7 separate regions of the Mus musculus genome follow, and all the other regions are linked to region 4. A link is a loop called in an ENCODE intact Hi-C map of the cell type or tissue named here. Cell type or tissue: heart. All regions are shown on one strand.

Region 1 (4,000 bases), 60 kb after region 4:
TTACCTTCGCTCAGTCCCCTGCTTCTGTCCTCCACCGTGTACCCTGGTAACTCCTCCCAGGCCTGACTCTTATCCCAGAATCCTTCTGCCCACCAGATGTCCCACCTTCTATTCTACCCTTTCCTATAGACCACAAGCTTGTTGTTTGTTTGTTTTTAATTGACAAGTGATGCAGCCATTCGGTATATAAGAGATTTCCTCTACAATAATCCATAAGATAGGGATAATAACTACAGGTGTTCTAGGGGTTATGGTGTTATGAACTTGAAGCATTTAACTCATTGCCAGGTGTAGTAAACATGCTAGTATGCCTGTATAAAAATGTCTGCCACTCTCTAAGCAATAGCAATGCAGCAACTCTGCTTTCTTTTCTCCATGCTCTCCCCTCCTGCAGCTGCCCTTACCTAAACAAGTATGGACACCTGGCAGGGCTGTCCTTCACCATATATCTGTGAATTGCTAGTCCCAGTCTTGCTAGTAAAACTGGTCCAATGTGAGCAAGCCAGAGTGACTCCCTTCTGGCTCACCCAGTATTCTATAGCAGCATCTGCAGCCAGCGTGAAAGCCTACTCTTTAAGCGCTGGAGCCGGCTTCCCCAGAGACATTCTGAGAGTCCATTCTGTGGCCTCTCCATCCTTCTGCCTCTCATCCTTCTCTGTGGATTGTCATCAGCGTCATCTCAGGCAGACATCTGCCTCTGCCTTGTCCTGTGCAAAACTAACATCAACACCAGGTCACCTTAGTGTCTATCCTCTCTCCTGCCTCCTCGTCTGCAAACTCGCACACACAGCCTGTTCCTCTGTGACCACAGCTCTGGGGTGGAGAGTGGTTTGGGCACAGGTCATTCCACATTGTATGTCCCCATGCTGCTTCACCACCATGAAGGGAAGTGAAATGACAAAGTTGGCAGCCATACTTCCCAACTGGGTCAGACTCTTCTAGGGCCAGAAGCAGAAGGCATGTGCCTGCAGTGTACACACACAGGGCACATTTTGTCAGCCTCTGGGTGGCCTTCAGGCTATGCGACCATAATGAGGTTGGCCATCGCAGCAGAGAGCCAGCCTCTGTTTTGAATCCTGTGTTCTTTCTCTGTCTTCCTTCCCTAGAACTCTCTCTAGAGCCATGAGATGCCTTCGTCCCATTTTGGAGTGGCTCCCTGGAATACTGATAGGAGAGTCTTGTGGCTCGATTTCCTTCCTTTCTGGCCTGGCAGCAAGAGCTGCCAAGTCTGTCTGCCTTTTGTTTAAAGTCTGAAATGAAATGAAAGGAGAAGGTCATTCTGTTTGCCCAACAGCCAGATCCAACTATTAACCAGAAGGCACAGTGTTTTCTGACTCCTGGGAGAAAACCTTATTGTCTAATTGCTCCGTTTATATAACTAGTCTTCTTCCTAAGAAGTCCGGCATTTTGAAAGAGGATGAATAATTCTTGACACTGCTTAGATTTCAAAGTGGATCCTGTTGTCTCGGGACTCGTCATCATACAGGGGAGTTTAAGCTCTGTCGTGTAGAAGAGCTGCACACTCACACCTCCACATACGTGTATGTATTCAGCCTGCTGCCAGTACCCTTCCTGCCCTGTGGGTGTTCTCTCGGGACATGCCTTATCAAACCTGGCCAGCATCATCCAGTACACCTCACTATGGTGCCACCCTCCCTGTGGATTTGTCGATGGCCTGGGAGCCTCCCAGTCTCAGAGCCAGGTGGGCTTCTGGTTCCTTCAGCTTTCCTCTACATCAGCTTTCCTTGGAGGGGGGGGGATGCAGGGTGGGTCTGAGCCACCCACCTGTCTCCTTCCTGCTCTCCCTCTGTAGTGAGACTCACATTTGGGATGCAACCAGGTCTCCTAGGCCCCTCCCTTCCTCTCCCCAGCTTGTCAAGTGCTTTTGTTGGCCCTATGAACCATCTACTTCCTTCGGTAGATGTGCCTGATCAGAGAGTCTCCCGCAGCCACATGCTTTGCCTTCTTGGCAAGCTTTCCCGTTTGGACCTTCGTCAGAGAGGTCAGTGGAGGTAAGGTATATTTTAAGAATGACCTTAGATGTGGACTGTTCACTTGAGTTAACATTTGAGTCCATTAGAGACATGGACAAATTGAGGACATATTCTGCAAAAAGCATTCGGGCTGTCGCAGCAGAGGACCAGGGTTTCCAGTGAAAACTGTTTGCAGGCCAGGATAGCAACCCCTCCAGCCTCCAGCTCTGCCTCCTGCAGAATGTGTGCTGTGACCCATGGTAGACCCAGGACTGATAGCATCTTCTTAACTCTCCAGCTCTGCATGTTTGGAGAGAGTAGTTACATAGGGGCTATGATCCACTCCCCCCCCCCCAAAGTCTTATCCCATAGTGCCACCCCATTACCTCCTCCTTACAGTGGTTCCTGTCTTCACAGTCAGCCCTCTAGAGCTTCTGGCTTCTTTGTGTCTAGTTTCCGTCTCCTGTCCTTAGATTCCACACACACACATACATATACCTTCCCCCCACTCTCTCTCTCTCAGAGCCTTATTGGTATTTGGTAGCCCAGGTTAGCCTCAAACTTGGGACTGTCCTCCTGCCTAGGCCTCCTGAGTGCTAGGAATTATTGGCACGAGTCATCATGCCCAGGTAGAAATTTCTTCTTCCTCTATTCCAGAAGCCATGAAAGTTGACAAGTAATGCCGGCCCCACATGAGACAATAGGGGGTAGCCATATATATAAAATCACCCGGGGATGCCATGGCCACATGGGAATCCCATGTCCATCATTGATCAAACCCAGGCCACTCCTCTGAAGGAGTAAAAACTTAGTGTTGAAGGTATCCCATATCCAAACGTGGCCTTCAGGTAATTCTGCATTTAAATGAATAAGTTAAATGAATTATTTATTATTTCTAAATGATAAATAATTAAAAATTATTTTCTTGCCTGCCTTCCCAGCTTCCACCCTTTACCCCCACATATCACTGAGAGATCTGACCCCAGCCTGCACCCCATGGAAACAGGCTTAGTTGTCTCTGTGTGGGTGCTTTATATCTCAGATACAAAACTGAGCATGTCAATCATCCAGATTTGGCAAGATGTTAAAACCCTTAATTAAACCAAACAATAAACAGAGGTTCTCCAAAGATTCATATGCTTAGTCAGGATCTGGCATGGCAGTGATGTTATGCATGCCAATATGTAAACCATGAACATATTGTGGGAGGGTGACACTAAGGGGGAATTCTTGAAGGCCAAATGAGGAGCATTACATAAACCGCAACCCCAGGCTTTATAATCAATAGCAAAGATGTTAACAAAACTAGAAGCACTTGTTGGGCAGACAGCCTTGCAGAAGTGTTTTCTGTGTAAGGCTGTGTGGCCTGTGTGCAAAGAGATGTGCTTCTAGCAGAGTCTTCTGTCACAGTTCTTGTCATCAGATGTCCATGCATGCCTCCCCTCCTTCACAATCTCCCAGCTTTGTTAAGGTTTGACACAAGTGACTCCATTTTGATTCTGACTTTTTGCATAATCTTAAGGAATACTTGTTTTTGTATTTGTTGCCCTGGCTACTACTGTTGATGCTGCCGTTCATGCTGGAAGACCTGACTCTGGTACTCCCTTGCACAGCTCCATCAGACAGCCTGGGAAGATGCTCTGATCTTAGACTCTACCAGTTCACTTAGCCCTAGACTTGTTTATTCTTTAAAACCTTCTGGCACTTGTTTCCAACTCTCCCTTCCTCTTCATTACAGCACTGTAGTTTCTGAACTTGCCTGTCATTTCAGCTGTCTCAGCCTCTGACCGTGCTCCCCACTCCCATCTGACTGTGCTCCCTTCCCCAATTTCTTACTTATTCATGGTACTGTGGCCACTCTTCCTGCCTCCTCACACACATTGGGTAGGTCAGGCTCACTGTCCACACACTTGCCCTGCCATCTTCATGTGGCAGCTGTCCCGACTATATGTCCTTCTGTTGGTACCCCAGGTGCTCATATGTATCCGAGTGTGTGTACTAACGATGGGACAGGCATGATTGTCTTC
Region 2 (4,000 bases), 230 kb after region 4:
CAGTACAGGATGCTTGCCAAAAGAGGTGGATATGTCTGGGTTGAAACTCAAGCAACTGTCATATATAATACGAAGAACTCCCAGCCACAGTGCATTGTGTGTGTGAATTATGTTGTAAGGTAAGCTTGGGAGGAGACACTTTTGTGAGGAAAAGTGGTAACTCTTTGGATTTACTGTGCCTTTATTAAGAAGAGATAAAATTACCTAGCAGGGGTAGCGCACACCTTTAATCGCAGCACTTGGGAGGAGGAGGCAGAGACAGGTAGATCTCCATGAGTTCAAAGCCATCTTGGCCAACAGAATAAGTTTCAGGATAGCCAGAGCTACACAGAGGAACCCTGTCTTGAAAAGAAAAATAAATAAATAAAAACTGAGTTTTGCTTTTACCTTTCTTTTTCTACTGGATTATGATTTATACCCCAACCTACCTTCTGAAGCCAACTGTGTCATTGATCCCACAAAATAATATCATTTATTTATCAGTCTGTGGATCAATTTTCCTAGTTCAGTTTCTTGAGGCCAAAAAGATTCTAATGAAGTTTAAATGACCGCCTTTGTGACAGGCTGTGTCATATGACCCGGGACTTTATTTTATGTTTATGAACTCTATAAGTTATTTTAGTTCAGTTCCTCTTCATTACCGAAACATTCTAATCTGCTTGCCAGGCAGAGCTCTCTACTGTGGTTAGCTCATTTTCTTATGTTCCATGCTCTTTACCCTGCCTCACTGGATAGGCTTTGCTGGCCTGGAACTCACTGTAGATCAGTCCAGCCTTGAATTCACAGCCTACCTACTGTGTGGGATTGCAGGGCTGCCCAGAAGTCTCCAGCACAACTTTCATAGATGCCACCAAACCCAGGTTACCCTACTTTGGCCATTTTTGGGGTCTTAAAACTTTTAGTTTTTGTTGTTTCTTTCAGGGGGAAATTTTTAGTGCTAGGATCAAACTTAATGCCTTACCACTTCTAATTGCAAAGAATCCTCTTAATGCCAAAGAGTTCTTTTGTGATTTTTGCCTTTCTATAAAACTATTTTTCTTGTTTTCCTCATGATTGTTACTTGATCCCAAGTTTTGCTCATTAGCCTTTCTCTGAAACATCCTTTCTTCATTTTATCAGTGATCATAGTATATTGAAATTGTTTGCTTATCTATTTCACACTGAATTATAAACTACTTGAAGACAAGAGTTTATGCTTTTGTCTTTGTACTCTTAGTGCATTTCATTTATTGAATATGTAATATGTTATCTAGAGTACCTTGATGCCAGACATGATGCTGAGTGGTTTTTCATCATTTCTCTTTCTTCTTCCCTATCCTATAAATGACATCACTATATTATTTCCACCAAGAAAATATGATACCCCTCATAAAGACTGTGGCCATTATTGTATCTAAGATTACCCATAGACCATGCCTTGCGTATTAATGCTGAACAGTTATTTTGTGCCTATTTCATTGTAGCATCAGCACAGAAGTCCTTCCTGCTTATGTCCTTCATGCACTTTAACTGCACATGTTCTTGTCACCGCCTCTCTTCTCAATGTTGTTTCAATTTAAATAAGTTGAATAGTTAGTAAATTTTGTTTACATTTTTATCTTCATATTGGTGTTTTAAAACAATAAATATTTCTCAATAGTACAACACTTGCTTAGGGCTCAATCCTCAGCACTGGGGGCGTGGGGGAGAAATGTTGCAAGTATACATGAAAGATTATTCATCTCAGGGGTGTTAAAATGCTTTTACTATATAAATCATATTTTAAGAGACACGGTCATTCCATAGTCCCCCTACTGTCATTGTTTCTAGTGCTCGTTTATAAATACTAATCTCTCCTTTTTTGACAGTGGTATTATTCAGCACGACTTGATTTTCTCCCTTCAACAAACAGAATCTGTGCTCAAACCAGTTGAATCTTCAGATATGAAGATGACTCAGCTGTTCACCAAAGTTGAATCAGAGGATACAAGCTGCCTTTTTGATAAGCTTAAGAAGGAGCCTGATGCTCTCACTCTGCTGGCTCCAGCTGCCGGCGACACCATCATCTCTCTGGATTTTGGCAGCGATGGTCAGTGCTTAGTTACTCTGTCCACCACTCCAGTCCCTGCTCAGCTGCTCCATGCCTCCGCAGCCTCAGCTCTTGGCTCATCCATTCACGTGATGCTCACATGTTTTGTTTTTAATAGTCTCCTCAAAAGTATTGTGTCTAATATTTGTTTCTGAAATATCACAGCCTTCCTGCTTTTATTTTTATGTTTTTTTTGGGAATTGTAGCTCAGAGTATCCTGAAGGTATTTCTTGATGCCGTGTTAATTTCCTCTCAGCCACCTCACTGCACCATTCAGTAGAGTTAAATTGCAGTACATGTAGTTGGGTAAATGTTAAAGGCATTGTACAAAGCAACTGTACCATCAAAGCAAACATGAAAAATGAAAATTGTTACTTCAAATTAAGATATATATAAAAAGGTTGAAGGTATATGTATTACTCCTATCAGTGGTGGACTATAACAGATAACTTACACTTACTTAGTGGTCATTGTATAATATCTATAAACTTTCAAGTAAAGAAACTGATTGAATCACAACTCTTCTAAAAATCAGAAAATCATCTATGAATGTTAAAATCCTGATGTCCTCTTGATTGACAAACGCTTTCCTCTGCAGACACAGAAACTGAAGATCAACAACTTGAAGATGTTCCATTATATAATGATGTAATGTTTCCCTCTTCTAATGAAAAATTAAATATAAACCTGGCAATGTCTCCTTTACCTTCATCGGAAACTCCAAAGCCACTTCGAAGTAGTGCTGATCCTGCACTGAATCAAGAGGTTGCATTAAAATTAGAATCAAGTCCAGAGTCACTGGGACTTTCTTTTACCATGCCCCAGATTCAAGATCAGCCAGCAAGTCCTTCTGATGGAAGCACTAGACAAAGTTCACCTGAGGTTGGTACCATGATCTAAGAAAAGGTTAGGAATAAATGCCTGAAATTGATAGAACTCAAAACTCATCATATCTAGGTTGGACCAGGGCAGAAAGTGTCAAAAACGCTGTTTCCAAATACAGAGCAATTCCATCTCTGAACTTTCTACTATTAAGACTGTACTTAGGAGCAGAACAGCTTAGATCTTAAGTTAGTGAAGCACAAATAAGTATTGATTCTCCATTAAACTGTTAGGGATTAAAGCTGCCAAGTGTAAGTTAAACAGTATGGAATCTCAAAACCAAGGTTGAGAATGTATTCTTTTCTCTGATGCTTTGCCCAGCACAAAAGTGTGTGATTCATTTTGTCACTGATTTTATAAAGTAAATGTAGTGAAAAATGAAGAAAAGTAAAGTTTTATGCTCAGTCTAGCTACCATATTCATTACTGAAATTCTTGAACTCCTAGCACAATAGAGTATCCTCTAAAATATCCAGTAGAATAGGCATTTTAAGATTATGGTGAAAATATCATCTAATTAATTGGATGATTATGTACCATTGTGGGATCTGAATTGTTTGGTGCCGGGCATGGTGGCGCACGCCTTTAATCCCAGCACTCGGGAGGCAGAGGCAGGCGGATTTCTGTGTTCGAGGCCAGCCTGGTCTACAGAGTGAGTTCCAGGACAGCCAGGGCTACACAGAGAAACCCTATCTCCAAAAAAACAAAACAAAACAAAAAAGTTAGAACTGAATTGTTTGGTGAATGTTATTATGTAGAATAAAAAAATCTGGGGTGAGGGTAGACAACATTTGTGGCTGGTCTTATTTTGGTTCTATTTTATTTTATTTTATTTTTGAGACAGGGTTTTGCTATGTCACCCTTTTAGGCCTGGCACTCACTCTGCAGACCAGGCTGGCCTCAAACTTAGAGAGATTCTAATGCCTGTGCTTCTTGAGCGAGTGCTGGGATTAGAGATGTGCACCACCACATCAACTAAACACATTTTTTCATTGTAATTTTTAGTTAGCTAAAACTCTATGTAATATTTGTGTGTCTGAAACTTCTTAAC
Region 3 (4,000 bases), 220 kb after region 4:
CCCTGGCTGGCTTAGGACTCCAAGTAGACCAAGTTGTTCTTGAACTCATAGAGGGCTACCTACCTCTGCCTCCCAAATGCTGGGATTAGAGGCATGTACCATTACACTCAGCCATTTTAGAAAATGTCATTGCCTCAAAAAAGAAGTTCTATATCTATCTAATCCACTTTCTCTGAGCATTTCAAATAAGTAAAACATTTGTTTTGAACCAGACTAAGCAATAAAAAAGGAAATCAAGATGTTGTTTCAGAGTCATCTAAATGTAATCTAATTTTTTAGTTATGAGGTTTGACATTAAGATTAAATTAGACGTGAATTGATTTTCCTCTGCTTTATTTCTGTGGCTTTTTTGTTGTTGTTCTGGGTGTCAAAGCCAGGCCTACATGTATGTACTAAGGGAGTCCTCGTCCATTGAGCTACATTCCCAGTCCCTATTCCTGTGACTTTAAATTGTAAACAGGTCTCATATGTAGCTCAGGTCGGCCATCTCCATCCTCCTCCTTCAGCCTCCCTAGTGCTGAGAGTATTGGTATGTACCATCATGGCTGATTTCTGTAACTTCTGATAGAACATTCTGTCTGGCTTTCATACTCAGATGCTATTTACTTACAAAAGGTAAGTTGGCATTTTTAAAGTTCTGTAAACACGTTGCTGCTTATTCAAAATTGAGTTATCACAGTTGGTAAAAGACATGAAGTATTTACACAAGTTCTTTTGAAGGGGACATACTTGTATACTGACAGACATTTATAGGGTACACTTACACCATTTTCTTATTTTCTTTACTTGGACCAAACTCACCAGCACAGATGAATAATTAATCCTGTGAAGTGTGGACTCTCCTCCCACAGTCCAGGGAGTCACTGCCGTCTTACACACACTCTCCCTGGATGGAGCTGTCAGACCTACTGACATGCTGGAGTAGGTGAAGAGGGAGCAAATCATGGTTGTGTTAATGCTGAGAGCCTTGCTTTGATGCTCTCATCCTAACAAATTTCTATGTTTAGCTGTGACTTAAAACTCGGTTTCTTGCTTTCGTTAGGCCCAGTGAGAAAAGGGAAAGAACTAAACACACAGCGGAGCTTTTTTCTCAGAATGAAGTGCACCCTAACAAGCCGGGGGAGGACGATGAACATCAAGTCAGCAACGTGGAAGGTACGCAAGCTGAGCGTGCACTTGATTATAGATAAATAAACCTATACACATACATGCTAGTATCAAGAGCTTTCACTAGGAGTGCTGAAAGTCAGCTGACCCTAGCACTTGGGAAGCAGAAGATCATCTGCTACAGATTTGAAGGCAGCCTTGTCCTCACAGCAAGTTCCAGGCCAGCCAGGGGAACACAAGCCTTACCTCAGAAAACAAAACAAACAAAAGAGTTTTGCTTAGAGTTATGAGGGGAATGGAGAAAGTGCTTAGTAATTAAGAGCACTTGCTTGCCAAGTACCTGGCTTTGGTGCTCAGCACCCATGTGTCAGTTCACTGTCACCTGTAACTCCAGTTCCAGGAAATCATCCAGTATCCTCTCCTGACCTCATCAGGCACCAGGTACACACACAGTGCACACACATACATGCAGATAGAGCACTTACCCACATAAAATAAAAATCAATTTCAAAATAGACTTACGAGGGAAAAGTATAATTATTCCCTTTTGCATATTTGCATTTATATTCAGTATATGTAATCTCCATTAAAGACAGTATAATAATCTGACAGTTTGAGATATATAAACACAAATTATTGGAAATACGATATTTCTTTTTTTTAAAAAAATATATACATACATTTATTTATTTATTTATATGTGAGTACACTGTAGCTGTCTCCAAATGCACCAGTAGAGGGCGTCAGATCTCATTACGGGTGGTTGTGAGCCACCATGTGGTTGCTGGAAATTGAACTCAACGACCTTTGGAAGAGCAGTCGGTGCTCTTACCCACTGAGCCATCTCTCCAGCCCACAATATTTCTATACTAAGCTAACTTATCAGTTGGCTTTGCCAACTAGTATTTAAATCCTAATATAAGTATAATTTTCTATCTCAGTTTCCTTTTTTTGTTCAGTGTTGAACCATAGTCACCAGAGCAAAATCAACTATAATGACCAGATTAGTGAAGAAGGAAAGATAGTCTAGACTTAATACAAGACTTAAATATTTTTCATTGTGTGTGTGTGTGTGTGTGTGTGTGCACGTGTGTGTTTTAGTGTTTTAGTTGGTTGCATGTAAGCATACCATGTGTTTACAGAGGCCAAAAGAAGGCATTTGATCCATATTCTGGATTATAAGTGATCCCTAGTTTCTATTTTATGTGCATGAATGTTTTGCCTCCATGTATATCAGGGCATGCATGCCTGGTGCCTGAAGAAATGAGAAGGTGTCAGATCCTCTGGAAATAGGGTTACAAATGGTTGTAAGCTGCCTTGTGAGTGCTAGGAATCAGATCTAGGTCCTCTGGGAAAAGCAGTCAGTAAGCTTAACCACTGTCTCATCTCTAGCACCCTACCTTCACAATGTTGTGGGGTTGTTTTGTTTTGTTTTGTTTTGTTTTAGAATACCTCATTATCTCATAATGTCTTAACTGCTATGCCATCTTTCCAGCTCCCCTTACCTCTTTCTATTTTAAAAAGGTAACTTTATTTTCTTACTCATATTCAGGTGCTTCACTGCACGGGCCATATTCATGTCTATGATACCAACAGTAACCAACCTCAGTGTGGGTACAAGAAACCACCCATGACGTGCTTGGTGCTGATTTGTGAACCCATTCCTCATCCGTCAAATATTGAAATTCCTTTAGATAGCAAGACATTTCTCAGTCGACACAGCCTCGATATGAAATTTTCTTACTGTGATGAAAGGTAAATGAACTATTTTATATTTTTAAAATTTAGATTTTTTGTAGCCTTTTCATATCACTATAATAAAAACTTAATTGATATGTCCATGAAGCTAAATATGAAGATGCATCCTAGAACCCAAAAATGTAAGATTAGCTTTTATACTATAAATACTGTATTTAGCTATTATACAAAATCTATTAAGATGAAATTCTTGACTACATCTAGTGGCATCCTCCTGTAATCTTAGCTATGAGGAGACTGAGACAGGAGGAGGGTAATTTCCAAGTCAGAGGTGGATCACTTGTCCTACATGCAAAAGGCACTGACTTCTTGCTGTGGTACTGCAAGCAGTGAACACAAAAGTCATGAAGTTCTTTTGTTTGAGGGAATTTTGCTTAAATTCAGAAAGTAAGTTTTAAAGATAAATAGTTTATGTAGAGTAGGCAACAGTTTTGGTCTGTAACCCACATGTTCTTCTTGAGCATCATCAACTCCACCCTTGGTTCCTGTCACCATTTCCCTAATCTGTTACTACTTGTGTGTAATTGTCAACTTGATGTTTCTGCCTACACCATTTTCTTAATAATGAAATAAATACTCCTGTTACTAAACTACTCTACTGCTCCCAGACAGCCTAAGTTACTGCACCTCTTGTGATCCCTAATGTTGTTGACACAGCACTGTTGAAACCTGACTGTAACTTTACTACATACTACACTTAGTAGTAGTTTGTAGTAAATATTATAAATGTACTGTCAGCTGGGCGTGGTGGCGCACGCCTTTAATCTCAGCACTCGGGAGGCAGAGGCAGGTGGATTTCTGAGTTCGAGGCCGGTATGGTCTACAAAGTGAGTTCCAGGACATTCAGGGCTACACAGAGAAACCCTGTCTCGAAAAACCAAAATATAAAATAAAATAAATGCACTGTCTCTCCCATCGTTCTATCTACCTTGTGCTCCTGTCATTAAATTCTTTATTTCATTCCCTTTGGCCTGAATTGTTACCATAAACTCCTAAGCTGCATTTCTACCAACGGATTTGTACCTTTTTACTTGTACGTCCACTGTATCCAAAGGGGGCTTCCCAAGGTGAGGATCAGATTGTGCCCTTCTCTTAGAAATACATCAGTTGCTTCTTGTAGTACTGTAAGTGGGAA
Region 4 (4,000 bases):
GCCATACGATGATAATGTTGCCGTGAACAGGGCGTGCAGTTCTCTTTTCAATCATCTTGCTTCTGACTTCAGACTTCTTGGATATAAACCGAGCTTGTGGAACTGTTGGTTGGATCATACGCATATTCCATTTTAACTTTTGAGGCGTCTCCATTTGGATTTGGGCGGTGGTTGACGGACTCACAGGCCCAGTGTCTGTGCACACGGATGGATGGGCCTTCTTTCCTTCCTGTGTTGCTGGAGCTCAATTCCTTTCATCCTTTTAATAGCAGCTCCAGCAGGGAAAAGCCACCTTGGGGTGGCTTCAGTTTGCATTTCTCTGATGGTTAGTGGCCATCATTTCTCTTAAATGTATCTATTGGCCACTTATACTTCTTGTTTTGAGAAATATCTATTTAGATCTTTTTCTTTGTTTTAGATTTTGGAGTTATTTATTTTCTTATCATCTGAGTTAAGTTGAAATGACCTGAGCTTTCAGCAAAGGGAAAACACTTAATGTACTAATTGAAGTGGGTGTTCTTCCAGATGTGATGGCTCAGACCTGGAGTCTCAGACAGGCTATGAGAGGTAGAGTCCAGGAGTTCCAGATCCACTAGGTCACTTAAAAAAATTCAAAAGTATTGGATATCAGACATTGTCATCAGCACCTAGCATGCATGACTAATGGCATGTTGTCGCTCCATAAGATAGACTCGGTTATTATCTTTGCTTTGTCTGTAGTTCAGAGAAACATGGAAATAATAAAACACTCCCTCACACCCAGCACTTTTAAGAAACCGTAGAACTAGAAGGTTCCAGGAAAGGATACAGTACTTACAAAGATGAGTGGTTTGTATCCATATCAAGTTCTGGCCAAGACAGCAAAGTGGCTCTCCATTCCCTACAAAGGCACCAGCCAGAAATGATGATAAAAATCTCATCAGGACAGTAGCTGAGTGGCGGAGTTGCTGGGTTGGTACACAGTTTTCAAATGCATGTTTTGTTTTGTTGTTTTAAACAACAGAGCTAGTGAGAATAAGGCATTTTTTAGCCAAGGAACACTTGGTTACAAGGGACCCGTGTCACAAATCTAGCACATGCTGTTGTCCTCGGTGCTTTGAAGCTGACTTTGCTTCCGGGTCCTTTCATCTTCATTGGGGCTGTCAGCCTATTGGCATTTATGGCCTGGAATGGAGGCCCACCGCCTTTCTTCCACAGGCTTCCCGCTTGAGTAAGAAGAGCTTTCAGCTGAGGCCAGGCAGAGAAAACTGAGCTTCAGAGAGGCAGATAGGTGGGGTAAGAGGCCAGCCAGAGGGAGAGGCTGGAGGAGGGAGAAAGGAGCAAAGACAGAAAGCAGCCTCCCAGGAAGGGGTTGGGGGAAGCAGCAAAGTCAATATTGGTCAGATGCCCCAGTCTTTGTTCAGAGACCCAGTTTATCTGAGCAGGCCTTCTGCTTCAAAAATACAGGACATCCTGTGTCCAAAACCTAGAAGAGGGCTGTACCGAGGTCCCTCCTCACTCCTTAGGAATTCAACTCTGTTTACCTCTGCTTCTCTAATGGCTGTAGACCACAGAGGCTCCCAGGGACAGGAAGGACAGGACCGGCCCCTTGCTGTAGGTTTCCTCAGAGCCTGGGCTGCTAGACTTCCTGGGTCAGTCCTGAAGATGGAGCTCGAGACAGGCCAGAGGGATCTGCTGCTCCTAGCTGGCGGAGGAGTAGCAGCAAAGCCCAGCCCCAATTGCAGAAGGCGAGATTGTTCAGAATCTGTGCACACAGGCACAGGACGCTCTCAGCAGACGCTAAGGATGTCAGGGAAGTGACTTGGTAACACAAGGGCAAGAGAGCGTTGCTTCCTCTGTATTTTCCTCTCCATTGTTGTCATATTAGTTATTAGTAAAGCAGAATATGTAGAGGTGAGAAAGGGGTTATTATTCCACCCCCCTTTGGGGCAGGTAATAACAAGGGAACCTTGAGTTAAAGTTTGGGCTCTGGCTTTCCTAGCACTTGGTGTCTTTAAGAAGTTCTTTATTTCCTAGTTTGCCTAGTTAGGCATCTCCAGTCCAAAAAGAAAGAAAGAAAGAGAGAGAGAGAGAGAGAGAGAGAGAGAGAGAGAGAGAGAGAGAGAGAGAGAGAGAGAGAGAGAAGAAAGAAAGAGAAAGAGGAAAGGAAAAGGAAAGGAAAGAAAAGAAAAGAAAAGAAAAGAAAAGAAAAGAAAAGAAAAGAAAAGAAAAGAAGAGAAAAGAAAAGACTGCCTTTCTCCCTAGTGAGTAAAGAGCCTCTAGAAGGAGTCCCTTGTGGGGAGGGAGCTGCATACACAGGGCAGGGGCAGATTAGCCACAGCCCACAGTCCACAATTTACTGAGCCAGTCCCAAGTGCATCCTGAGGTGCTACCATCAGCTGGATTGGGAAGGAGGCACACTCAGCTCCCATCATGCCATCATCTCCCTGTGCTCTGATACTCTGCCATCCTGGTCAAGGAGAAGAGACCCCCCAAGGCTACAGGCTAGGAGAGAAGAGGAGAAGACAAAGGAGATGATGGTCTGTCTGCAGAGGCCTCTGCTAGCATCAGTGTGCCTGGTTGATCATTGTTGGAGTCTGAATGTGTCCGTTCTGCAGGATGGGCAGGTGCAGAAGCTGGAAGTTCACTGAAGTGCACTCTGGATGCTTTACTCGTTCTTGCTGCCCCAGAAAGTGCACACTGCTATCTGATAAATACCTGTTGGGCAAAATGTCTTGCAGTACTCCAAACAATCCCAGAAGGTGAAGATGTTTGCATCCTCCTTGGAACAGTTTGCACAGCTGAGCTCCAGAGAGGTTAAACAATCTATCCTGGATCACACAGCAAGGGGCTACCTGAAAGTATGTGGCTTCTTGCCTGGGTTATGCCGTTCTATGCCATGCCTGTTACACTGTAGCAAGCAATCTCCCCTCTGTGCAGTATATACATCTGAAAAGAAAGGGGTTGTTAGAAAGAATTGTTCTTGTGTACCATATGTGTTTTCTGGCCTTTTCTGAAACACCCAAGGATATTTTCCTCTGCTCTCTCTGGAACTAGGTTTCTTCCTTTCCTTGAGCAATGACTACTTCTCATGCCATGTGGTCTGCTTCTGGGTCATTTGTTCTCGTTTGCCTTTGGCTCAGATGGAAATAGAAAACAAACTAGAACATGGCATTGGTGTTCTCCAGCTCTGTTTGCTTCCAACCTGTCAGCATGCTCCATCTTTCTCTCAGGCTGGTAGCTATGGACATAGGTCCACGGGTGAAATTCAGATGTCTGGACCAAGTTGTGTGAGCTTACTTCCTCAACCGACAATCCCTGGGGATGGTGTTCAGAGGACCATCTCCAGGCACAGGATTTGGGTTTCTGATCTCTTGGGCTACTGGGTCACATGGTCTTGATTATGAATGGGGTTGGGTGGGTGGGGGAGTCAGAAGGTGAAACTGTTTCTCTTCCCCCGTGTCTCGATTGGTCCACAGGCTACTAGGTGTGTCTAGAGTTAAAACCGTTGTCCTCGAGGTTGTTTAACTATAATTGGCTTGTTTACAGCTGTCACCACCCCTGACATTCTGGAGGGTAAGCAGCCCCTATACTTTTACATCTGGACAGATGTTTTGTGGCACCGGGTGTCATTTCCTTTGAAGTCCCCAGTCTTCACCAGGGTTAGCCTTAGTCATGTGTGCTCACAGTGACTGGTAGTGTTGGAGCTGGTGATTGCATAGTTACAGGTTGTTCACTACAGTAGGTCAAGTTGCCAATCCTCTGCCCTTTCAAGTTCAAGTACCAAGACTTCTGCTGTTTTAGCTGAAAAGGGGGGAGTCTGGTGAAATCCCTGTCCTTCTTCTTGTTCTAAAGGAAGACTGGCACTCATGAAGTGACAGTGAGAAATTGAACTCATGTACTAAGTTCCGGATCCTGTGGAAGCTCCAATCCATGTGCTGGGCTTTCTGCAGAACTTCAGTCCCCAACCAACTAACACTGTAGTTTTTGCAGTGCCTGCAGGTAGTACCTGGGAGGTTGG
Region 5 (4,000 bases), 71 kb after region 4:
ATAAAGGCATTTTTGTAGCAAAAGGAAATTTTGTGAGAAGAGTGATTTGTCCTCTCCCTGACTCAGAGGATAGGTTTCTAATCAAAGTAAAAAGCTTTTCACAGTTATTAGAACTCAGGACTGTAGGCAAACTCCTGAGAGAAGGTACTGGCAGAACATTTTGTATCCCTGAGGAGGGTGTGGTCAGTCTCATTCATTCATGTCTGCTCTGAATCAGTGCAGTGACTTCTGGGTATTGCTGTAGCAGGCTGATCCTGGGAATCTTAGTAGCTCTTCAAAACATCCACTTATCCTTCACATACAGTACATGCCCATGGCCCTCTCTATCTTCTACCTGTGCCATCAAGAAAGTAGAATTCCTAAGGTCCACAGAGCAAGAAGAAAAGATGGAGGAGGTCCTCGTTTGCTTCTTAACCACCTCCTCAGAGGAACATTTGCAACCTCTCTTGCCATTTGATTGGCCAGATTGGGGCATCCCTAAAGATACCAGTGGCCTAGAGGAATTAGGAGATAGCTGAGCAGTACCACAGTCTCCATCATCAGTTCTTTTGGGCATTCCAGGGTGAAAACGATATTTCTGCATTAATAGGAAAGCTATCGGCCTTCCTGAAGATTTGTCTGGCACAGGTCAGTAGCTTGTGATGCCATGTCTGGGTAGCAGGCAGGAGTAAATACAGTACATCTTACATCCTGCAAGAGCTTGAGGTTATTGGTTTGCAAAAGTCTTGATCTTGTTAAGGGGTGGACCTAGATATACAGCCTGAAGCTTTACATTCTAACCCTGCAGTCTGCTGGGAAAGATTGGAACTCTTTCTGACTTGGGGATTCTTGATCATTATGCTTGTTTTAAAATCAGTCGTACAAATTTCAAGCATATTTACTTATTCAATGCTCCTATGAATTGTGTACTCCCATTTTCATTATACAGATGGAGAAACTGGAGCGCGGAGTGTTTTTTTTTTTTTTTAAATAGCTTGTCCACACAAGTCACACAACAAAAGCATTAGGGCCAAGATAGGACCCAAGCCATTTTATTTCCAGAATCCTTGCTTTTAGCCCAAATGCATAAGGCTTTCCATTTAAAATCAATCCCATTTCCCTAACCTTTGTGGGGTTCTGAGAGCAGTTAAAAGGGTGTAGTCTGGGGTTCACAGGAGCAGGAAATAAGCTGCCAGTCTGCAGGAAGGCCTTAGTCATCCTCAGCCCTGTCATCCTTGCCCCTGTGCAGAACTGTAGATCTGATGGGGAGATGGCTCAATCTGCAATCAAGGGCGGTGCTTCTCGCCTGATTCAGGGAACTGGGGCAGACCCAGGTGACGCAATAGTGACTTCAGTTTCCTCATTGTCCAGAAAAGGAGAGAAAGAGGAAATAGTCTGGGTCACACTGGGTCCCATAAACTCCACTCGAATCCCCTGGGCTAACCTCTGAGCCTTAGGAGTTTACAATCCTCTCCTCCTCCCGGAGGTCTGTCTGTCTTTTGGTAACTCCAAGCCTCCTTCTCACTGACTGGGGCTGGAGCAAAAGCCACAGCTGCAGCGAGAAGCAGGTAGGTGTGTACAGCCACCAGGCAGCTGGTGGTGGCAGCTGCACATTTATAGCCACAAATCCCGTGTGACTTGCCTGCAAGGAGAAGAGCAGGAAACACTGTGTCTGCCACGTGTTGGTTTTCATTGGGTGTGCAGTGACTTCAATATTCCAGGCACACATTTATCCTTCACCATTTCCCAAGGCAGCAGCCAAGACCTTTCCCCTTATTTAGTCTTGGCTATCCGGATTGCTTCATCTGGCAGTGTTGACTTACAGCAAACAGAGGCCGTGATGCCCTGGCTTTGTGGGCACACTGGGTCATATAATTCTTCCTTTCATATCATCTGAAGATAAGAGTCTGATCCAAGTCAGACATTTCAGGAAATGAGCCTGCTCGTCACAGGTTCTCCTGGAAATGAGCCCTGTGGTCACAGGTTCCTCTGGGCTGGGTTGCAGGTTGGCGGGAACAAACCAGAGCACAGCTGTGAACAGAACTCCGTTGTCTTCCTTTCTCCCTGTATTGGATTCAAACCAAAGCTGAGGGTGCCCCTGGGCTTCATCCTATATCCATCCCACCCCTAGTCCTGGTCAGTTGTCTTTCTCTTCTCCTGTCTCCCCCTATCTTCTCCCCCACACTTGGCTTTCAGAGCCAGTTTTCCAATCAAAAATGACTTAAAATCATTTGTGTGCTTATTCTGAAGGTTCCTCTGGAGCTCATAAAAGTCAGCCACCTTTCCCATGTATGTCTGCCTCTGTTATCGCCCTATGGGCTCCTGCCCCAACATAGACTATCTAAGAGAGCCACTTCTCTCAGCCGTGTGAGGTAAGAGGCCCCCAAGTTGAGAGAGCATGCTTAGTGGGGTACACACATATGGGGTGAGCCCACACTCACCCAGTGTTCTTAAGCAGAGGAAATTGTTCCTCAGTTTTAGTGTTCTTGTCAGTGAAGTACAAATGACACAAATGACAGTGGCTGCCTGCCTTGTGTTACTGCCTCAGGGGCAGATGGAAAGCATCTAGTTAGTACAAGGACACTGGATGTGCTCTGTGTTAGCTATTGTTACTACCAGCTGCACTGTGGAGCTTGGAATGTCCATCAGACAGTGGGCAGGACAGACCCCCACATACTTCATGCCCATCTCATACAGATGTTGAGCCAGCACCAACTTAAGAGGATTCAACTCTTCTGCTTGGCCCCAGAGCCTCCTCAGTTGACTAAACCTTCTGGGGAGTTTTGAGTCAAGCCCAGATGCCAAATATGGATGAGTTTTAAGTGTAAAATACAGCTCAATCTAAAACAACCAGGCCAAGAATTGCCCATGGTCTTCCTAATTGGCTTTTCTCTCCAACATGATAGGAATTCTGTCGTCCTTTTAGGTTTAGCTACAAGATTCATTTAGTTCACTTCTGACCAATTAGCATGAGGGCCACACCCATCCTGGGCACTGACTGGGCACATGCAGCATGCTGTGCCACCAGAAGCCAAGATACCCAAGATATTCAGTAACTCCTGCCATGTCCAAGGACCTGAAGCCATGGCAGAGCCTCTACCCTCTTCTCTTTAAAGCAAGCTCTCTGGAGATGTATTGTGGTAAAAAGAGCCTCCACAGGCCTGTAGATTCTTCTGAAAAGACAGCCCTAGATGTCCCCTGCCACATGTCATAGCTCTTCCAGATCCCCACAGTTGTCTGTCTTATGCCACCAAGGCGGTTATTACCTGACAGAGGCTTCATTCTTCCAGTGGCTTGAGCCGCAGCTAGAAGAATTTGGGTGAGACAAAGGGAAGGTTGTGTTAGGACCAAGTGTGGACGTGTTCAAGTGGGTTGCCAGAAGTGAGAATCTTTATAGAGACATTTCAAATTTAGAAACCAGGGACAGTCTAGCAGTCATTTGACCGGACAGTGCCAAAAATACCCTGAATGAGCTCTCAAGGTTTTCCAGCCTTGTGCTCTGCTGGCTAAGAATAAGTGGGTGGCTGTGCTCAATGGGCCTCTCTACCCTTACTGATAACGTCCCTGTCATCCATTGAAATCCCAGTCAGATTTGCTCTTTGTCCACCTCTGGGCAATCTTTATGCCTTATCTCATCTCCACATGCACCCTGTGCTCTCTCGGTCTCAAGATTCTTTTTTAGACACACTCAGATCACTCATTCCCATAGCCATGTACTCACCAGCACCCCTTATCCAGCTGCCTTTCCTATTTCTCATGCTTACCCATGCGCAAAAGGGAAGAAGGAATGGCAGGCTCCCTCAGTAGCAGATGCAAGCAGAGCTGTTGCCAGAAGAGAAAGGACTCCAGGGTGCTTGCCCTTCCTCTATGGCTGCAGTTCTCAACTTGTGGGTCACAACCTCTTTCGGGGGGGGGGTGTCAAACAGCCTTTTGACAGAGGTCACATATAAGATATCCTGAAGATTAGATGTTTACATTACAATTCATAACAGTAGCAAAATTACAATTATGAAGTTGCAAC
Region 6 (4,000 bases), 81 kb after region 4:
AATGGACTCAGTGAGGTAGGTATGTGTGTGTGCACGTACATGGGAAGAGTTGCCAGGAGGAGAGGGAAAGGTAGGTAGGATGATGTAAATATAATGCTTACAGATGCAATTCTCAACACAATTACATTTAAAGGGGAAGCGTTCTCAGAGGTCAGATACACAGCTGTTTGGAATGAAGTCTTGGATGAAGCATTGAAGAAATGGCCCGGAAGTAAAGGGTGGGGAGGAGAGAGTTAAAGTTTTTACCACCCTCCTCAAGATAAGACATGGCCTAAGGGGGCTTCTCTGTTTATCTTGCACCCCATTAAAGCACCAGACCAGGCCCTGTGAGGAGCACCATGTGCTGTGGATAAGCTCTGCAGAGTCACGGGCTCAACAAACCTCCCTTCTGGCTCACTGCCTTCTCAGAGTGTTAGCACCCAGCTGGAATTCCCAGGATGTGCTTCTGGAGATGGCCTTGATTTCAGGGACTGCCAGCAGCAGCTGCCAAGTGCACGCTATGGGCTATAAAGACTGTGAACTTGGGGGCCAGGAGACATGGGTATAAAACCTTACTGGGCATTCACCCTGCACTGTTCCCAACCTTCACCCTCATCAGTTAAGTGGTACAATAGATCGAATGTCTCTTCTACAAAACGCTTGAGACCAACAGTGCTTAATGTCTGGGGAGTAGGGATATTATCACCCACCTGATAAGACTGTGAAGAGAAAAATAGAACGACTTGTAAACCTCTAACTCTCATTACAAATTTCAGTTATTCTTTTAGCATGACTAAGGAATTAATTTTATAAGTAGGGTGTTTTTTAGAAGTTTCATTTCTTTTTTTAAAAAAAAAAAGTGTGTGTGTGTGTATACCATATCTCCCTCGGGTGTAAAAGTCAGAGGGCATCTTTCAGGGATCTGTTGTCTCCTTATACCATGTGGACAACAGTATCGAACTCAGGTCTTCAGGATTGAAAACAAGCACCTTTACCCAATGAGTCTTCTTGACATCTCCCAAAGTAGGGCCTCTTAGCTTAGGATTTCTCTGGCTGAAGATACCAAAAGCATCAATCAAGGACAGGAGAGGGAGGGAGGGAAAGAAGGAGAGGGAGAGAGAGAGGAGAAAGAGAGATGAAAGAGGTCATTTTCCACTTTATAGTAGAGTAGTGTAGAGTCCAAGTAATGTGTCTAAGAGCAGGCCCCTATCTCTTGCTTTATTCCCAGAATCCTCCACTCCCATTAGCTTTTTATTTTGCTAGGAAATAATAATGTACCTAGAACCAGGAACTGTGGTGTAGCCTACTTGTCTAGCATGAACAAAGACCTTGGGTTCGATCCCTAGCACTGTATAAAACTGGCTGTTAAAATGCATGCCTAGAATCCCAGCCCTGCAGGAGTGGAGGCAGGATGGTCAGAAGTTCAAGAGCATCTTTGACCACATAGTCAGCTCAAGGCTAACCTGGGCTACTTGAGACCATGTCTCAAAAACAAAAGCATCTTAGAACTGCTTTTATGAGTCTGTTTTTTTTTTTCAATGTTCATTTTTTATGGGGTAGGGCATCATTGAACGGGAAAAATCTGGCATTTGTCCTTGCTCCCCTGCACATTTCTCACTGTCTTCCATGAGGTTTTCCATTCTAAATGAAAACCACTATCCTACAGAGACAGCATACTCTCTGCACGGAGACACACAGATACCTAGATAAAACACAGGCACTTCCAAACCAGTGCCATAGCTCCGAGAAGGTCAGGTATAGGTCACAGCAGCTTTCTGTGTCAGTCAAGAGTCAAGGCAGAGTAGGAACATAAAAAGCATCTTAGTGACACGTGGGGCTTGCTCCTTTCTCAGCCAACCCTCCTGTTAGGGGAATCTGCGAAAGCCTGTGTTTCCCAGCTGACTTAATGCCACATACCGCTTCCTTATGACTCTTGTGGCCTGCCCAACAACCCCCTGGCCCTGGCTGATGACATGCAGAGGCTCAGAAAGAGATGAACTCCTGCTTCCAAGAGGGATCTAAAGGCATGCTGGGAACATTGTGTCTGGAATCCTGTGCTCAGCTGCTCAGGAATGCTGGTTTGGGCAACTTTCTGGTTTGACTTACAGGAAGGGCCGATGGGGACCAGCAGGAATGTTGTAACAGCTCACATCACCTTGGAAAAATACTCTTCAGTGCAGCCCGGCATTGTAAGTCCAGGAAGCAGCTGCTGATGAATCAGCAGCCTCCTCTTTCTTGTGGCTTCAGGAAGTGTGTCCACCGCCTCACCCATCTCCTCTCCAGGGAGAGTTCCCTGTGCCAGCCACGTACAGGCTTTACTGGAAGGGATGCAGAGAGGACTCCTTGCAGATATTCTAAGTACACAAGGGAGTAGATAAGGGCTGGGGAGGAGGGGCCTCTAGGCCCCAGGCTCTACCTGGGGCTCTTGGAAATATTTTCCAGCTTTTAGTATAGAAAATCATGTGGCTGGTAACTCTCTTGTCTGGAGTTCAAAACAGTAAAAGTAGGTGGAAATCTCCACGGATGGGACGGCAACGTCGGCGCTTGGTTCACTGCGACTCCACCCTGTACCTGCAGAGCCAGAAAGATCTGAGGAGCTTGTAGGTTAATCTCGTGATGAGGCAGCCGTTTGTGCTCCCCTGGAACTGCTGGTCTGCTCTACCTGTCCTGCTGCAGTCTGAACAGGGGACATAAAGACAAAGAGTGCGAGCTGAGGGACTGACTCTGACTTCCTCATAATGCCAACTCCAAAGAAGTCCCTGCAAGCGCTAACTTTGGCCTCGGTTATGGGCCAGAGCCCACGTTTTATATATGTTATGAGGAAACATCTAAGAAGTCCAAGGTCTGAGGAGAGAGATGGAACAAACCTCGGAGGCTTAAAAGTTTTTCAGACTGCTCCCCTCATAGAGTAGGAAGCAAAGAGCCCATGAGGCAAGTGACTTGGCAGGGGTGCATGCGCAGAGACGATGCCGCTGCCTTCCCGAGTCTCCCTCTGATTTCCTGGCTCAGCTCGTGGAGCTTAGGAGAAAGTCGGGATTCTGTCAAGTCCACAGCCTGACTGGGAGAGGGGGTTTCTCAAACCTTAGATGCCAACCCAATTGCTTGGCGGGGTAGGCAAGCACAGATTTGAGGAGACAGAGAACCCCTGAAAAGACGACACCAGTGTCTCCTTAACCAGCTGTTCTCAACCTGTGGATTGTGACCCCTTTGGGGTCGACCGATCCTTTTGCAGGGGTCACCTAAGACCACCAGAAAACACAGATATTATGATTCTTAAGAGTAGCAAAATGACAGATATGAAGTATCAGTAAAGATACTTTTATGGCTGGGGCTCATCACGGCAGGAGGAACTGTATTAAAGGGTCACAGAGTTAGGAAGGTTGAGAACCACTGCCCTTAACCTTTTCCTCTCCCCAGCCTGCCTGTGCTCACTACACATCCTCATCCACTTTTGGTTGTTGAGATGTGGCCCACCCGGCATCCCTCATCAGCCATACCTAGAAACATTAGACATGTAAACTGTCAGACTCCATTCCAACCTACTCAGGTGGTGTCTCCCGACTGGGACCAGCCAATCTGTGTTTGCCTACCCCGCCAAGCAATTGGGTTGGCAGCTAAAGTTTGAGAAACCCCTTCTCCCAGTCAGGCTGTGGACTTGACAGAATCTTGACTTTCTCCTAAGCTCCACTAACTGAGCCAGGAAATCAGAGGGACAAGTCACTTGCCTCATGGGCTCTTTGCTTCCTACTCTATGAGGGGAGCAGTCTAAAAAACATTGTTAAGCCTCCGAGGTTGGTTAGCCCTAGTCTGAAGGCTTCATGTAGCTCAGGCTGCCTAATTGTTCTCCTTGCTGATTATGCTCAACTACACAGGTTGATCTGGGCTGGGCTCCTCCAGATCAGATACTGCCTGAATGTGTGTGTGTGTGTGTGTGTGTGTGTGTGTGTGTGTGTGTGTGTGTGTTCACAGTACTGGTCCATGGCTCAGCTCATTCTCATCTGAAAATACTTAATCAGTTTGG
Region 7 (4,000 bases), 210 kb after region 4:
AGTTAAACATGAGTATTTTAACACATAAATAGTGTAAATCATCTAGATATTACCATTTTATATGAGACAGGAACTTCTGCAGATATTGGTATCTAGAATGTGGAGGTGGGAGGAGCTTTGGGGAGCATCCTTAGAATACAGAAGGATGACTAATGTGGCGGAGGGGTATGGGGGGTGTGGGGGGTAGAGGGGATGTTGTAGTTAACCCTTTGTAACCTTGGGCACACATCTATAGATTCAGCCAACCAGGAATTGAAACATTGGGAGGAGGGGAGAATAGCATCTCTGAACTCCCACTGTTCGGTGGGAGTAGTTACTATGATTTGGGGGGAAGCCATTAACACAACCAGTACTGATGGACCAGTGATTCTTAACTCTGATAGTTATAGATTCATGAAGGTATTTAAAGGTGATCTAATTATTTTAAAAACTTCTTTATGTGTAAAGCCCTCGCTTCCATCCCCACCAACACACAACATGAGTTACAGAAAATTAGGGGGTGGGGGGAAGCAAAAAAATTATCCTTTTGACTGTCTTTGAATCCTACTCATGTATTATTGTTTTTGTTGAGTGTTTTTATAGTTTATTTTCATCAATTATAGCTCACACTACCTAGTATTTTATAGTATATTTAGTTGCTATAATCAAAAATGTTTTTGTCATTTTTCAAAAATTACTGTTCTATGTTTGTAAAATTTGTTATAAAACCTACTGATGGTTCTCTGCTAGTTTCTATGGCTTAATAATCACCTCTTTAGTTTTATCCTTGTTGAAATTTGATTTGCTAGATTATTTTTGGTTTTAGATTATTACTAAATAATGACATAAAATGTTTCTTGATCTACGGTTATTGAATCACTCAATGAATCTTTTATCCTTGGTATATCATAAGGTATTTTGCTAAGTAAATAGAAAATGTTTATGGTTTTTATAATAATGTGAAAGACACCAAATTTTTTTAGGATTTATTTTTATTTTATGTATATAGGTATTTTGCCTTGTATATGTGTGAGTACCACATGCATGTGTTGCTCATGGAGGCCAGAAGAAGTTATTGGATCCCTTTGAACTAGAGTGTTGGTACTTGAACTCTGGGACTTCTGCAAGGAGCAGCTAGTGATCTTAACCGCTGAGCCATCTCACTAGCCCAAGATACCAAATTTTAATATATTCCACAATCCCCTGAGAAATTCTTTAAAAAGATATCTAGACCTTACCTTTCGGTTTCCAGTACTGGAAGTCTAGTCAGTGATTGATGTTAGGCATATATAACCACTTATTTTTTTCTCGTTTAAATAGTTGATGAGATTAGTTTAAAATAATACAGAAATTTCAAGATCTTAAACTTATATTACTAAGTTTCTAGTCTTTCTAGAAAGATGTAAAAGGTTAGGTTAGTTCTCTTTATTTTTCAGAAAGGGTCTCACTATGTCACCTGGCTGGCTCGACACCTCTTGAACTCAAAGTGATTCTTCTACCTTCACATTGATGTAACTAAAGAAGTATTCTAAAATGTCTCACTCTTCCTTCTTAAGATTTATTTTTGTTATTTTGTGTGTGTGTGTGTGTGTGTATGTGTGTGTGTGTGTGTATGTGTGTGTGTATGTGTATGTGTGTGTCTATATGTAAGTGCAGGGGCCTGAAGCGTCTGATCCCCTGAAGCTAGATTTGAGTATAGGATCAGATCTAGTGTCCTCTGAAAGTACAGCTCTTAACTGCTGAACTATCTTTCTAGCCTCCTTTATTTCTTTTCCTTGGTGGTGGTGGTGGTAGTGGTGATGATGATGGTGATGGTGGTAGAGGAGGAAAATAAACTCAGTCAGGAGTCCTCTTTGTATTTGAGACAGGGTCTCACTGTGAACCCTTGGCTGACCTAGTACTTGCTATGCCTCAAACTCCCAGAGATCCACTTGCCGGCCTTGAGAGTGTGTAATTAAAGGTATACACCATCATCCCCAGCTAAAAGTTCATTTTTAAGTTTATCAATTAGACTTTAGGAGGTACTTTAGATTATAGTCCCAAAACTACAATTTGTACCTATATTAAAATATCAATTTTTTTCTGGCTTTTCCAGTTTGTGGTTTTTCTCTTATTAAATGATATTAGGTTGAGATATTCTAGTCTTATTAACAGATGAAAAGAGCCTATTAATAATAAAAGTACTCTTTTTTTTTTTCAAAGATTTATTTATCTTATATTGTGAGTACACTGTCACTCTCTTCAGATACACAAGAACAGAACATCAGATCCTATTAGAGATGGTTGCTGGGAATTGAACTCTGGAAGAGCAGTCAGTGCTCTTAACCACTGAGCAATCTCTCCAGCCCCAGTAAAAGTACTCTTAATAACAAATATAAAATATTTAATATTGTTTAAGAGTAACCTCTACCCCCTTTTAAAGTGAAAAATTGATATGGAATCGATTTACTGAAAACTAAAAACACTTTTTTGGAAAAGATTGTAGAAAACAAAGTTAATCTAATCATTCTGGGCTAGGTTGAGGAGTTATATTTATAATAAGATTTTTGATTCAGTAGACTAAGGAAATAGCTTAGTGAATAACACGCCTGTGGAGGCATGAGGGCCTCAGTTCAAATCCTAGCATCTACTTTAAAAGCCTCGTATGGCTGCACGTGCCTGCAATCCCAATACTGTGAGGTAGAGATAGGAAGATCTCCCAGTTCAGTAAGAGACCCTGTCTCAGGAGAGTGATAGATGAGAACACCAGTATTATCCTGTGACCTTCTCATGTATGCGCTCAACACACACGCACGGTTGATTGAATAATTTAACATTGTAATTTGTACTTTTTCCTTATCACATTATCTAAGAACAAAATAGTGAACGACTTAAGTATTGTATGTGTGTGTCTTTCAGCATTAAAGAGCTGAGGCAGGATGTCCTAGAGTTTGAAGCCAGCCTGGTCAACACAGCAGGACCTTGTCTCTGAGAAAACAAATCAAAAAGCAGAGTGTGGAAATGATTAAGCCAGGAAACTTCTTATACATTGGCCCTCTTTCACAAACTGTTTCAGTATCTATGCTCTCTCCTTTTGTCTGTAAACCTCCTTTTTGGTGAGATGCTTGGTGGTTAGGAACATCAGATATCCTGTACTAGTTAAAGCATTGTGAGCTGCCTGCCATGGGTACTGACAACCAAACTCAGGTCCTCTGCAAGAGCAATGCTGTCTCTTAACCACTGAGCTATCTTTCTAGGCCTAGTGGTATTTTTTTTTTTAAATCTCCTCAAATGTGCTGTAAAATACAAATCAAAAATTTGGTAAACTCTTTTTGTTTTCCTATGAAAGCTAAAAATCTTAGAAGGGATATTTTTCAGTGTTAGAACAACAGACCCCTTACTTAGAAACCTGTCTCAGGATACACTTCTTTTGAGAGTATGTTTTAATTAATTGTGTTTATTATCTTAAGGAAGTCTGAACTGCTTTGTGTTTAAAAAGAAAGCCTTAGCCTTTTTTCTTTAGTTTTGCTTTATAAAGTAAAGAAGTAAAAATTAGTGCAAACAAAATAAGGAAGATGATATAGCAATCATTTAAATAGTGTGCTGCTTCCCACAGCCACCACTGCACAAAAATTTAAAAGTAGAAAAATGTGCCTGGTGTGACAGTTCATATTTTTAATCCCAGACTTTGGAAACAGGCAGATGGAGCTCTGTGAGTTCAAGGCATGTCTGGACTACATAGCAAGTTCCAAGCCAGCCAGAGATATATAGTAAAACCCTGTCAAAATGTGTGTGTGTGTGTATATAAAGTGTTCATTGTAACCCAGCAGATCTCTGCTCTCTCTCTTACCTCCCTTTCAGAGTATTATATAAATGAAATGAGTTTCAAAACTATTTCATTACAAAGTTCAAATTGAAAATAGTGAGGAAAAGAAAGCAGTTTTAATGTACTTAAAAAATTTCAAACTGTTGGCATTAAGGTACTCTCATATGGCCTCTATTTTTTATTGTAGGATATTAAGAATATACGGATTCATTTATA

The links. Peaks named below come from ENCODE experiments on the same cell type or tissue, not always from the same donor. Only the 100,000 strongest peaks of a DNase experiment are listed, where the experiment ranks them.
Region 1: a loop joins it to region 4, with 2.7 times the contacts of the local background. A loop is called at or near these places in 11 of 42 quality-filtered maps.
Region 2: a loop joins it to region 4, with 3 times the contacts of the local background. A loop is called at or near these places in 10 of 42 quality-filtered maps.
Region 3: a loop joins it to region 4, with 4 times the contacts of the local background. A loop is called at or near these places in 14 of 42 quality-filtered maps.
Region 5: a loop joins it to region 4, with 2.6 times the contacts of the local background. A loop is called at or near these places in 9 of 42 quality-filtered maps.
Region 6: a loop joins it to region 4, with 2.5 times the contacts of the local background. A loop is called at or near these places in 10 of 42 quality-filtered maps.
Region 7: it touches region 4 in a loop (3-fold over the local background); 14 of 42 quality-filtered maps call a loop at or near these places.

Annotation. Positions count from the first base shown.
Region 1 is chr12:73,767,803-73,771,802 of GRCm38, forward strand. The region is part of intron 12 of Prkch (protein kinase C, eta); the gene reads left to right. Among named protein-coding and RNA genes, the nearest start is that of Gm34189, 12 kb to the right of the region's middle. In heart, no CTCF peak of the experiment used is centred here; DNase peaks (open chromatin) are centred at 1,129 and 1,919; H3K27ac peaks cover 478 bases.
Region 2 is chr12:73,937,682-73,941,681 of GRCm38, forward strand. It overlaps Hif1a (hypoxia inducible factor 1, alpha subunit), which reads left to right. Exons shown (of 15, transcript NM_010431.2): 8 at 1-119; 9 at 1,848-2,068; 10 at 2,667-2,950. The region is part of intron 1 of Gm15283 (a long non-coding RNA gene); the gene reads right to left. Among named protein-coding and RNA genes, the nearest start is that of Gm15283, 13 kb to the right of the region's middle. In heart, no CTCF peak of the experiment used is centred here; a DNase peak (open chromatin) is centred at 2,060.
Region 3 is chr12:73,929,615-73,933,614 of GRCm38, forward strand. Hif1a (hypoxia inducible factor 1, alpha subunit) reads left to right here. Exons shown (of 15, transcript NM_010431.2): 5 at 1,043-1,155; 6 at 2,660-2,862. Among named protein-coding and RNA genes, the nearest start is that of Gm15283, 21 kb to the right of the region's middle. In heart, a CTCF peak has its summit at 1,832 (motif pointing right); no DNase peak of the experiment used is centred here.
Region 4 is chr12:73,707,446-73,711,445 of GRCm38, forward strand. All of the region lies in intron 9 of Prkch (protein kinase C, eta), which reads left to right. Among named protein-coding and RNA genes, the nearest start is that of Gm34189, 73 kb to the right of the region's middle. In heart, a CTCF peak has its summit at 1,642 (motif pointing right); a DNase peak (open chromatin) is centred at 1,656; H3K27ac peaks cover 1,799 bases.
Region 5 is chr12:73,778,158-73,782,157 of GRCm38, forward strand. It overlaps Prkch (protein kinase C, eta), which reads left to right. Exons shown (of 14, transcript NM_008856.4): 14 at 1-28. It overlaps Gm34189 (a long non-coding RNA gene), which reads right to left. Exons shown (of 3, transcript XR_003950198.1): 1 at 3,744-4,000; 2 at 3,246-3,284. Among named protein-coding and RNA genes, the nearest start is that of Gm34189, 2.0 kb to the right of the region's middle. In heart, a CTCF peak has its summit at 1,560; DNase peaks (open chromatin) are centred at 1,324, 1,784 and 3,454; H3K27ac peaks cover 2,928 bases.
Region 6 is chr12:73,788,685-73,792,684 of GRCm38, forward strand. No RefSeq gene overlaps it. Among named protein-coding and RNA genes, the nearest start is that of Gm8075, 5.0 kb to the right of the region's middle. In heart, no CTCF peak of the experiment used is centred here; DNase peaks (open chromatin) are centred at 429 and 2,197; H3K4me3 peaks cover 535 bases; H3K27ac peaks cover 3,607 bases.
Region 7 is chr12:73,920,927-73,924,926 of GRCm38, forward strand. The region is part of intron 1 of Hif1a (hypoxia inducible factor 1, alpha subunit); the gene reads left to right. Among named protein-coding and RNA genes, the nearest start is that of Hif1a, 15 kb to the left of the region's middle. In heart, no CTCF peak of the experiment used is centred here; no DNase peak of the experiment used is centred here.